Regions from separate parts of the Homo sapiens genome. Here region 2 is linked to region 1. The links are chromatin loops, found by intact Hi-C in ENCODE. Cell type or tissue: ovary. All regions are shown on one strand. Each heading gives the region's core, and the rest is flanking DNA. Links, peaks and the distances in the headings are about the cores only.

Region 1 (4,660 bases), core at 496-4,495:
CAGTGGCAGGGTTAATAATACTGCTGTAACAAACAACCCCAAAATCTCAATGGCTTATTATAGTATAAATTTATTTTCCACGTAGGCAGAGTCAATTACATATGTTCCTGGTCAGGCAGCTCTCTTCCAAATGGTGACCCAAGGATCTAGACTTTCTATGTAGTATTTCTGCCATCTTCAAAATGTGGCCTCCAAGATTACCCTGTGAGGGGAAAAGAAACTGCCTCATACTGGATGAGACACATAACTTCTGCTTCTGTTCTGTTGGAGAGGCCTGTCATATGGGCCACCTGGATGCATGGCTATTGGACACCATCATTCAGCTGCTGGCCCAGAAATAAGAAACAGGTTTGGGGACTATGTAGTCAGTCTCTGCCACATTATCTCACAATAGGAGGAATGAAGAAAGGAGGCCATGGAAGACATATGCAGTAGAAAAACAAGAAAGGTGTTCTTTATACCTTATAGGCAAGGAAACTGAGGCTCAGAGAAGTTAAGAAAAATACCTATAGCTACCCAGTCACAAAAAGGGCAGAATTAGGCACCAAACATGAGTCTATGTGACTTCCAGTCCCAACACTTAACCATTACATCTCAAAGCTCTTTTGGTAGTTTTCAGCTATTAAGTACTATTTACGTCTTTATCTATGGTTAACAGAAGCTAAGATTTAAGTGATTTGGGTTATTACTTCTCATTTTACCTGAATTTTAATACTTGCACCTATTTTTTGGAAGCCATGGCTGGCTAAGCATAAATATGGAAATGATTTATATATACTTGTCTTCCAATAATTTAGATTCGATGTCAAATTTCTTCTTGTGAAAATTCATTACCTTAATTCTTCACAGACAGAAAATAGCCTCTCCTTTTCCCCATGTATCCACTTACTTTATTTTTCATTTTTGTTCTGATTTGAAACCACAGAGTTAGGAATGGACAATTATTATAGGATTATTATATCTGTTATAGGAGATTCTATCATTTTTCCTTGGTTAAGCATAAACATATAACCTGGTTGTGGCTCAGATTCCTTAGTTTTGAGGGGGAGTAGAATATAAACCTGGAAGGTATCTCTCCTCATGCCCATCATTCTCTTCTACGTAAATTATCTTGAGACTCATAAAAGGAAAATAAAATTCTGAAATTAAATTCTTCATTGCCTTTGTTGGCTGATTTTATCAACTGTCTATTGAATGAGTGGTTTAGTAGAACTCCTTAAAAACATACAATATACTGACCAATCTATTTGGCTATTTTCCACATGTTTTCAGAAGTCAAGACACAAAATCTAACTTGTTTGTTTTTGCCAAACAATGAACAGCATTATGTGGATCTTAGACTTTGAAAAAAAAATATGACACATATTATGTAGCCTGAGTACTAGTGCTGTGTCCTGCTTTTTGAAGTTACTTTCTGGCAAGGGTGATTTTATCCAACATCAGTTACCAATCAAAGTTGAAAAATATTAAAGATTGGTTGGTGGCCTTTTTTCCCACTTACATTTCTGTCTGCCTTCTTCACAGTTCAGTCAGTTCACAACTGAGCTGTGTGTTTAAAGCAAACTGGATGAAAAAAGTAAAAGGAAAGGTCTAAATCATTCCTTCCCATAATGCAAATGCCATTCTTGTTTTGATTCTGCTATTCTCCATGCTATATTTAGAAAACAAGGCCTAATTTTTTTACTTGGCTCTGGACCTGCAGATCTTCTTGCAGAAATGACACTGAATCGTTCTCTACCTGTCCTTTCTGGCAATGTGTTTTGGTTAATTGGTACTTTGCCCTTACTCTTTCCAAGCACAAAAACTCTGATGCTTGTCCTTTGAGGAAGCACAGAAACGAGAGAAGCATAAATCCCCATTTGTCTCAAATGACAAGTCAGACATTTAGCCGCTGAGCAAGAAACATGCTCTCTGTGTTCCTCGGAAAGCAGCAGCTCAGAGCGCTTGATATTCTCTGAGACAGGAAGCTTGGAGATTCCTTATCAATAGTATGTAAATAGAGTAAGAGAACAGGCTGTAGACTTAACTGGAATTCAGACAGGTCTGGGCGTGCCTGGTGTACTGGTAAGGCCATCTCCTCAAAAGAGTTTTCCTGAAGGACTGAGATTTCCGAGAAAATATTTGTCCTAAGAGAGGATGAGTCTGACTCTGTGATAAAGCGTTAGTTGTCTGCGTGATTGTGCGATTCTGTATATAGCATCAACATTTGTATTTTCATTTGACTTGTAGCAAAGACCCTATTATGTTTTGGTTGAAATACTATGGAGAGCAATGGGTCTATACATAAATCCCCAAAGATCTGATCTTCGAAAAATTCTTACATATAAATGCACAAACATTGCTTTTTACTGCACCTCTCCAAAATAGTGGGAAGCAGAGATGAAAGAGGATCTTCACACAGTAACTGGGAGGCAGGATTCTAAAGATGCATCCATACCCAAGATTTCTGACCTCTGCTTATTCATTCGAATACAAATCCAAGTACTTCTTTGAAGGAATTTTGCAGATGTAATTAAAGATGCATCCATACCCAAGATTTCTGACCTCTGCTTATTCATTCGAATACAAATCCAAGTACTTCTTTGAAGGGATTTTGCAGATGTAATTAAAGTCTCAAGTGAATTAATTGACCTTAAAGTATGGGGATAATCAAGGTGGGCCTGATCTAATCAGATGACCCCTTTTAAGGCAGAGTGTTTTCTGTAGGATCAGAAGAGGAAGTCAGAGATTTAAAACATGACAGGGAGTTGACGCACGGTTGCTGGCTTGAAGATTAGGGAGGGGCGGGTTGTGCCACAGAATGCAGGTGGTCTTAAAGAGCTGAGAGTGGCTCCTGGCTATAGCCAGCAGAGAAACATGGACCTCAGTCCATATTTGGCCAACAACTTGAATGAGTTTGGAAGCAGATTTCCTTCCTAGGGCCTCCATATTCAAAAGCTCAGCCAAGTGAACATCTCATTTCAGCCTTGAGAGACCCTAAGCAGAGAACTCAGTTGAGCTATGCCGGAATTCTGAGCTCCAGAAGTGTGAGATAATTTGTGTTATTTTAAGTCACCATGTTTGTGGTAGTTTTCTATACGGCAATAGAAAGTTAATGCAGTAACACGATGTGGTGAGGCTTTGTATTTTGTGGGACTCAGGCCTCAGCTGTGGTGGGAGGCCCCCAGCATCCCAGAGACGTCATGATATGCAGTGTTTACCCAGTGGTAAAAGATGACGAACGGTAAGAACAGACTAGATGAGTGCTTGTGAAACCTCCCCTGGAATTCCTAGAAATTCTCCTGGGTGGGGAAAAAGAACACTGAAATTCTTCTGGGTCGGGGAAAAGAACACTGAAATTTGCATTATTACAGTCAATATGAGTGACTAGAACCTACGGGCTGATGAATTCCAAGGAAATTGACTGCACACATTTCCATAAAGTCCAGATTAGTTTGATCTCCTAGGATATGCTTCATTTACCAAAAGGAACACGGGGTTTTCTTTTTCTTTTTTTTTTTTTTTTTTGGTTTTGGTTTTGTTTTCTGATTTACTCCTCCCACTCCTAAATTCCCTTGCCTTATTCACAGACCCTGACCTCTTTTGCTAGATGCCAAGGGAAGGATTTAGTTAGTATGTCCTTGGATGATTGTGACAGTAGAAAATATCTTTTTCTTTGTTAAATCTTTGCTACTGAGACAAAATAGCAACTTATTCTTGAGAGATAGAGGACCTCTTTCAGTATACTTAGGTGCCTTTCACAAACTTCCTATTAAAAATAATGAGCAAACATTTTGTATTGGATTATTAAGAAAGGAAACTCGGTGAAAATTTAGAAGAGTGTAGGATTTTCCTCTTCTAAGCCAGCATACAGATTAGTAGAGATGAATGTGCTATAACTGTACTGTAATTTTATAAAAATATTGTTGGGAAACAATTTTCCACAGATCTTTTGCATTTCTGTACATCTTCAGAGCAGATACATGGACAGCTTTTATTCTGAAATGTCTTCTTAAGTGTGTTTGCATGGCAAACAGTTTTGGAAGGTAAAGATAATGTCTCCCTCCAAAGCAAAGGACAGATTTGCTTTCTATTTAGAATAATAAAGATAATGTCTCTTTCCAGGGCAAAGGATGGACAAGTTACTGGCAGTCCCTTTAAAGGTCTGCTATCTCCTAAGCTCAGGGAATCTCAGCTCTTATATAAGTCTTGTGTGTACAGGATGACAAACTTGTCAGAATTTGCCTGAGACTTTCCTGTTTACAGTAAAGTAAATCTTGAATATTAGGAAACCCCTTGGTCTTAGGTAAATGAGGGAGGTGGTCACCCTAGTGAGCTGCATCCATCTGAGATGCACCATATCACTCCCATGAGATTTGGAAGACATGGAAACCAATGAAAAACTTGAAGCTCATGCTGCTTGCTGTGTTGTAAGAAATAAATTTCTTTAGCTCTGACCCAGGAGTCTTGAGCCTTCTTCCAGCATCTTAAAATTGTAATAGGCTAACTTCTTAGCAAGTAGAAAAAAATCTCAGACAGACCCTTCACAGTTCTTTAAAAACGTAAGTCTAGTAGTTGCTGGAATTATAATTGGAAAAAAAAAAAGGTTAGAGAAATGGAGTAAGACCACAAGCTTCCTCTAAAGTTTTCCAAAAATCTGTTGTATGAAATGGATAATTCA
Region 2 (4,660 bases), core at 202-4,201, 140 kb after region 1:
TTTGATCTCCTGGAAGCTTTAGAAACTGACACATAATTGTTTATGTCAACTTTATTGGATCGCAGGGTCCCCATATATTTGGATAAACATTATTTCTTGTGTGAAACAACAGAGTGAGGTTGTTTCTGGATGAGATTAGTGTTTGAATTGGGAGACTGGGTGAAGCGCATTGCCCTTCCCAGTGTGGCTGTGCATCTTACCATCTGTGGAGGGCCTGGACAGAATGAAAGGGTGGAGAAAGGGAGAATTCGCTCTCTCTGCTTGAGCTGGGAAATTAATCTCATCCTGCTGAAAGCAGGGGTTTAACGTTTAGACATTAAACTGGGGTTTCCACCATCTGGACTCCTGGTTCTTGGGCCTTTAAACTTGGACTGGAATTATACACTGGGGTTTCCTAGGTTTCTAGCTTGCAGATGGAAGATTATGGGACTTCTCAGCCTCCATAATTATGTGAGCCAATTCCTGTAATAAATCTCTTTATACAGATAGATATAGATGTGTATCTGTATATATGTCTATCATCTATCTGTCTGATCATCTATCTCCTATTTGTTCTGTTTCTCTAGAGAACCCTGACTGATATACTAACCAATCATTGCCTTCTTGAAACTCTTTCCTACCATTGTTCCTTGACAGAAGTCTGGCTTGGAGGTTCTGTTTCTTCACTGGAATCTTCTACTCCATATCCTTAGGCTCCTTTTCCTCTCCTTACCATTTAAATATTGGTTAGTATTATTTTCTTTTCATTCCACTACCTGAATACTGATGATTTACAAATCTTTTTCTCCATCATAAAGCTTAGTCATGGGTACAAGAAGTACATTAAAGATATGCACCTCCTGCTACTTTGATTAGGATGTTCTATGGGGCTTCTATATTCAACCCATCCAACAGAATTCATGATCTTCCCCTCCCTGAACATCTCCACTCAAAGTCTGTTCTTTCTTTTATATTTCCATTCTTGAGGAATGAAACCTCCATCTGCTGAGCTATTAAGCCAGAAACATGAGAGTAATTATAGAACCTTCATATATAAGTGTTTAAATACTATTGTTTCAACTGCCTAAATATCTCTTGAATTTATCTCTCCCCCAATATCCTCATTAAAGCTTCCATATTTCTCTGTCTTTTTCCCCATGAATTAGTAGAGATGCTCCCTGACCAGTTCACTTTCCTCCTGTCTTAGCTTCCCAATTTACCTTCCACAGGGCAGTCAGAATGATCTTTCCAAAGACAAATCAGAATATTTCCCTTCCTTGAGGAAAAACCTGTCAATGTTTCTGCATTGATTTAGGATTATACTCCAAACTCCTTTATGTGGTGCACAATGCTCCTGAGGGCCTAGAACTTTACTGGTTTTAGCCCTGAAATTCTCACCATCACAGACAAAGCCTCATTCCCTGGGCAAACTGCAGTGGTTTATCGTCCCAGCTCAAAATATCTTTTTCGTTCTGGTCTTCTTGACTTGTCTTCAAGGTTCTGCTTAAGTTGATTTTTTCTAAAATCATATCCCAACCAATTTTTTCTCTAGCCTGAAATGTGTATACAGTGCTTGTATGTCCTCTAAGAAAAGGGATTATCATATTCTACTTTAATCTGGTCTTGCTATACTTTGTGCTTTTTAAAGAGAGATGCTCTATTGTTTTCATCTCTACATCTCAAACACATCTAGCACAGTGATTAGCACATAGCCATTGATAAATATTTGTTGTATGATATTAGAAAAACTCAGGGCATCCATCTTCATGCTGTATTCAATAAGTAACATAACTCTTTGCTGATTAACTTAGTATTTTCACATTTTTATTGTTTTCACTTTGAAATACAATCTTTTATTTTTCCTCTTCTGTTTTACTACCATTATTTAACTCAAAAATAGTGGTTATTTTTCTTGTTCTCTTAGTAGATCCCCCGTAATATGTTTAAACTTATTTGAACATTTCCTGCTTCTTCCATCCTAAAAGATGTAGACATGTTTAGAATAATTAAGAATATTTGCAAAAAGGATTTCTTACAACACTTAGTGAGGACCAAAAATGTACCAGGTTCTGTGAAACCTAAGTGTAAACTGAGGAATTTTGACTCCTGCCCTACAAAAATTTACAATCCAGGCAGTAAAGCTGAACAGTCTAGCCTGAAAATCTATTTTAAAACTGTTTTCCCCCAGTCCGAAGATATAACCTTGAAGCTTACTGCAAACCCCCCTTTTTTTTCTTCTCCTTAGTCTTAAAATATGGCCTTGGAGTGTACTTTCTTTGAAACACCATGTCCCTCCCTTTCCTGCCATACACTCCCTCACCTCGTGCACATTTATCTAACTGTATGCTTGTATCTAATTATGTGCTTACTTAGAAGTTCCAAGGGGCTAATCTTAAAACAGACAAAGCATAGAGACCCAGCTGCCAAATTCCAGAGATTACCTCAAGGCAGTTAGTCATCAACCTGGCCAGTGCTGAGATGACACCAGCCTGTGCTCCAGATGGCCCAAGGCTTGAGATAGCACAAAACATTCAGACCTTGGACTCAGCATCCCTCCCTCATGCCTCCCATTCCAAGTTCCCTTTTGTAAGCCCCTCTTTCCAGCCTAAAGTTTGAAGTGGTTCCTAGAGGCAAAAGCCAGCTGCGTCCCCACTGTTAGCTTTGGAAAATAAAGTCACTTTCCTTTTCACTGCACTTCATTCTTGTTACTGCTTTTGCAAGTGGTGAGTAGCTGAGCATGAGCTTGGTTACAAGGCAAGCATATGCTCTTAAGAATTTCATTTTAAAAAGCCCAAAATTATGAATATATAATCTAATGACCTGGGAATCTCTTCCTGTAATATACAAAATGTCTTTTAGGGATAAATAGAGGTGGGATATTTAGTTTTTTCTTAGGTGCCAAACACAACCAAAAAAGGCATATTTGAAACAAAACTGAATATTTCCCTTTTCCTTTCATTGATTTGTTTTAAATTTTAGCTGTCCTGTTTTGAATTTTCAAGGGCTTCTTGTCTCTCATTATTCCTTTTAAATAGTATTCTGTTCTTTGTTACTGACATAAACTCATTTCTCAGAGAATAGTAATGGCCAATTAAAAAAAATTCTTTCTTATACCCTGCATTGCCTCTTTTTCCTTTGTATTCCTATTTTTTCTTTTTTCCCCTATTTCTAAATTTTTTTCTGCTGGAAATTTCTCTAAAACACTTGTGGCAGTCATGTTTGAAGATTGAAGCAATAGAAAGTTGATTGGAAGCTGCAGGCCAGGGGAACTTATTTGCTGATAATTTACAGGGTAGTCCAGGGGAACTCAGCTCTTTCATTAGAAGCCTTCAAATTTGGAGTGTCTTTTCTTTGGGACTATTTGATTTATTCTAGGGAGGCATCCTCTCATATACTATCTTGGGATGGGGCTTTAAGCCCAGCTCTAGCATTCTATAAGCAGGGAGGAGGAAGGAGGCTGAGGCTGGATCTACTATTCACTGTGAAACTGCTTATTCAGTCCTATTGTCAGCTCCATGTTCCCACCTTCCTACCTTCTACTTAGGCCTGGTGCCCTAAATCTGAAGCCTTCAGATCCTGTCCTTTAAGGAAGCAGTAATGGTGGGGGTGAGATGTGAGAGGGATAACCACCAAGCTGCCAAGGATGCAAGGATGGTTGAGAGTGGCCTATAGATTTTTTTTTTTTTTTTGACAGTCTTGCTCTGTCCCCCAGGCTGGAATGCAGTAGCATGATCTTGGCTCACTGCAACCTCTGCCTCCCAGGCTCAAGCAATTCTCATGCCTCAGCTTCCCAAGTAGCTGGGAGTACAGGTGCACCCCACTACCTTTGACTAATTTTTGTATTTTTTGTAGAGACGGGATTTTGCCATGTTGGCCAGTCTTGTCTCAAACTCCTGGCTTCAAGTGATCCACCAGCCTTAGCCTCCCAAAGTGCTGGCATCAGGTGTGGGCCATGGTGCCCAGCCTGATCTAATATTTTCACATAAAGAATTTTAATTAATGCCTCTGGTTATAATCATATACATCTTACTCCTATTTGAACTATTTTGATAGGAGTAACTATTTTGATAGTTCAAATCCAGAGTCTTTCAAGGAGTCCTCTTTGTAGAACACTCTGTTCATACTTCTTTCATATATTAAGTCTGTTACTAATCCTATATCTGTTTTCTATCTTTTAAAAAATTATTGAAGTCTTTCAATTTCAGTAGTCTTATATTATTTTCTTCTCCTTGGAACTTGTACCTTTTATATTTTATTTCTCATATTGTTATTTGGGGAAAATTTCAGGACAGAGAAGAAATAGATGTACATATTCAATCTACTATTGTTCCAAATAAATTTATTATGCTTTTGTTTGCTAATTTTCCTTTGCCACATTCACTGGTTATGTGAAGAACATACTCTACTACTTATTCCTTCTAAAGCAATGACACTTTAAATTTGTCCTTTCCAGTCACTGTTTAAGTGCAATGAGTGTGTTGTTGGCAACATAAGGCAACACCTTTATAGAACACGGCCTATAGATGAATGAGAAACTAACCTTCTTTAGAAATTCTAGAAAAAATCAACTTGCAAATATATCTAATCACTAAAAGCATATTCTGTGCAGATAGTCTTTATTTACTAGTTATCAAAGGGTTATTTTCATGCAAAATAAAAATATACCAATAAAAGCCTTAAA

What was found. A loop is a pair of places that touch in the nucleus more often than their neighbours do. Peaks named below come from ENCODE experiments on the same cell type or tissue, not always from the same donor. Only the 100,000 strongest peaks of a DNase experiment are listed, where the experiment ranks them.
Region 2: it touches region 1 in a loop (3-fold over the local background); 1 of 110 quality-filtered maps calls a loop at or near these places.

Annotation. Positions count from the first base shown.
Region 1 is chr3:107,262,362-107,267,021 of GRCh38, reverse strand. The region is part of intron 1 of DUBR (DPPA2 upstream binding RNA); the gene reads right to left. Among named protein-coding and RNA genes, the nearest start is that of DUBR, 24 kb to the right of the region's middle. In ovary, for the core only: no CTCF peak of the experiment used is centred there; no DNase peak of the experiment used is centred there; H3K4me3 peaks cover 719 bases; H3K27ac peaks cover 2,522 bases.
Region 2 is chr3:107,122,829-107,127,488 of GRCh38, reverse strand. The region is part of intron 2 of LINC00882 (long intergenic non-protein coding RNA 882); the gene reads left to right. Among named protein-coding and RNA genes, the nearest start is that of LINC00882, 120 kb to the left of the region's middle. In ovary, for the core only: no CTCF peak of the experiment used is centred there; a DNase peak (open chromatin) is centred at 2,478; H3K27ac peaks cover 3,973 bases.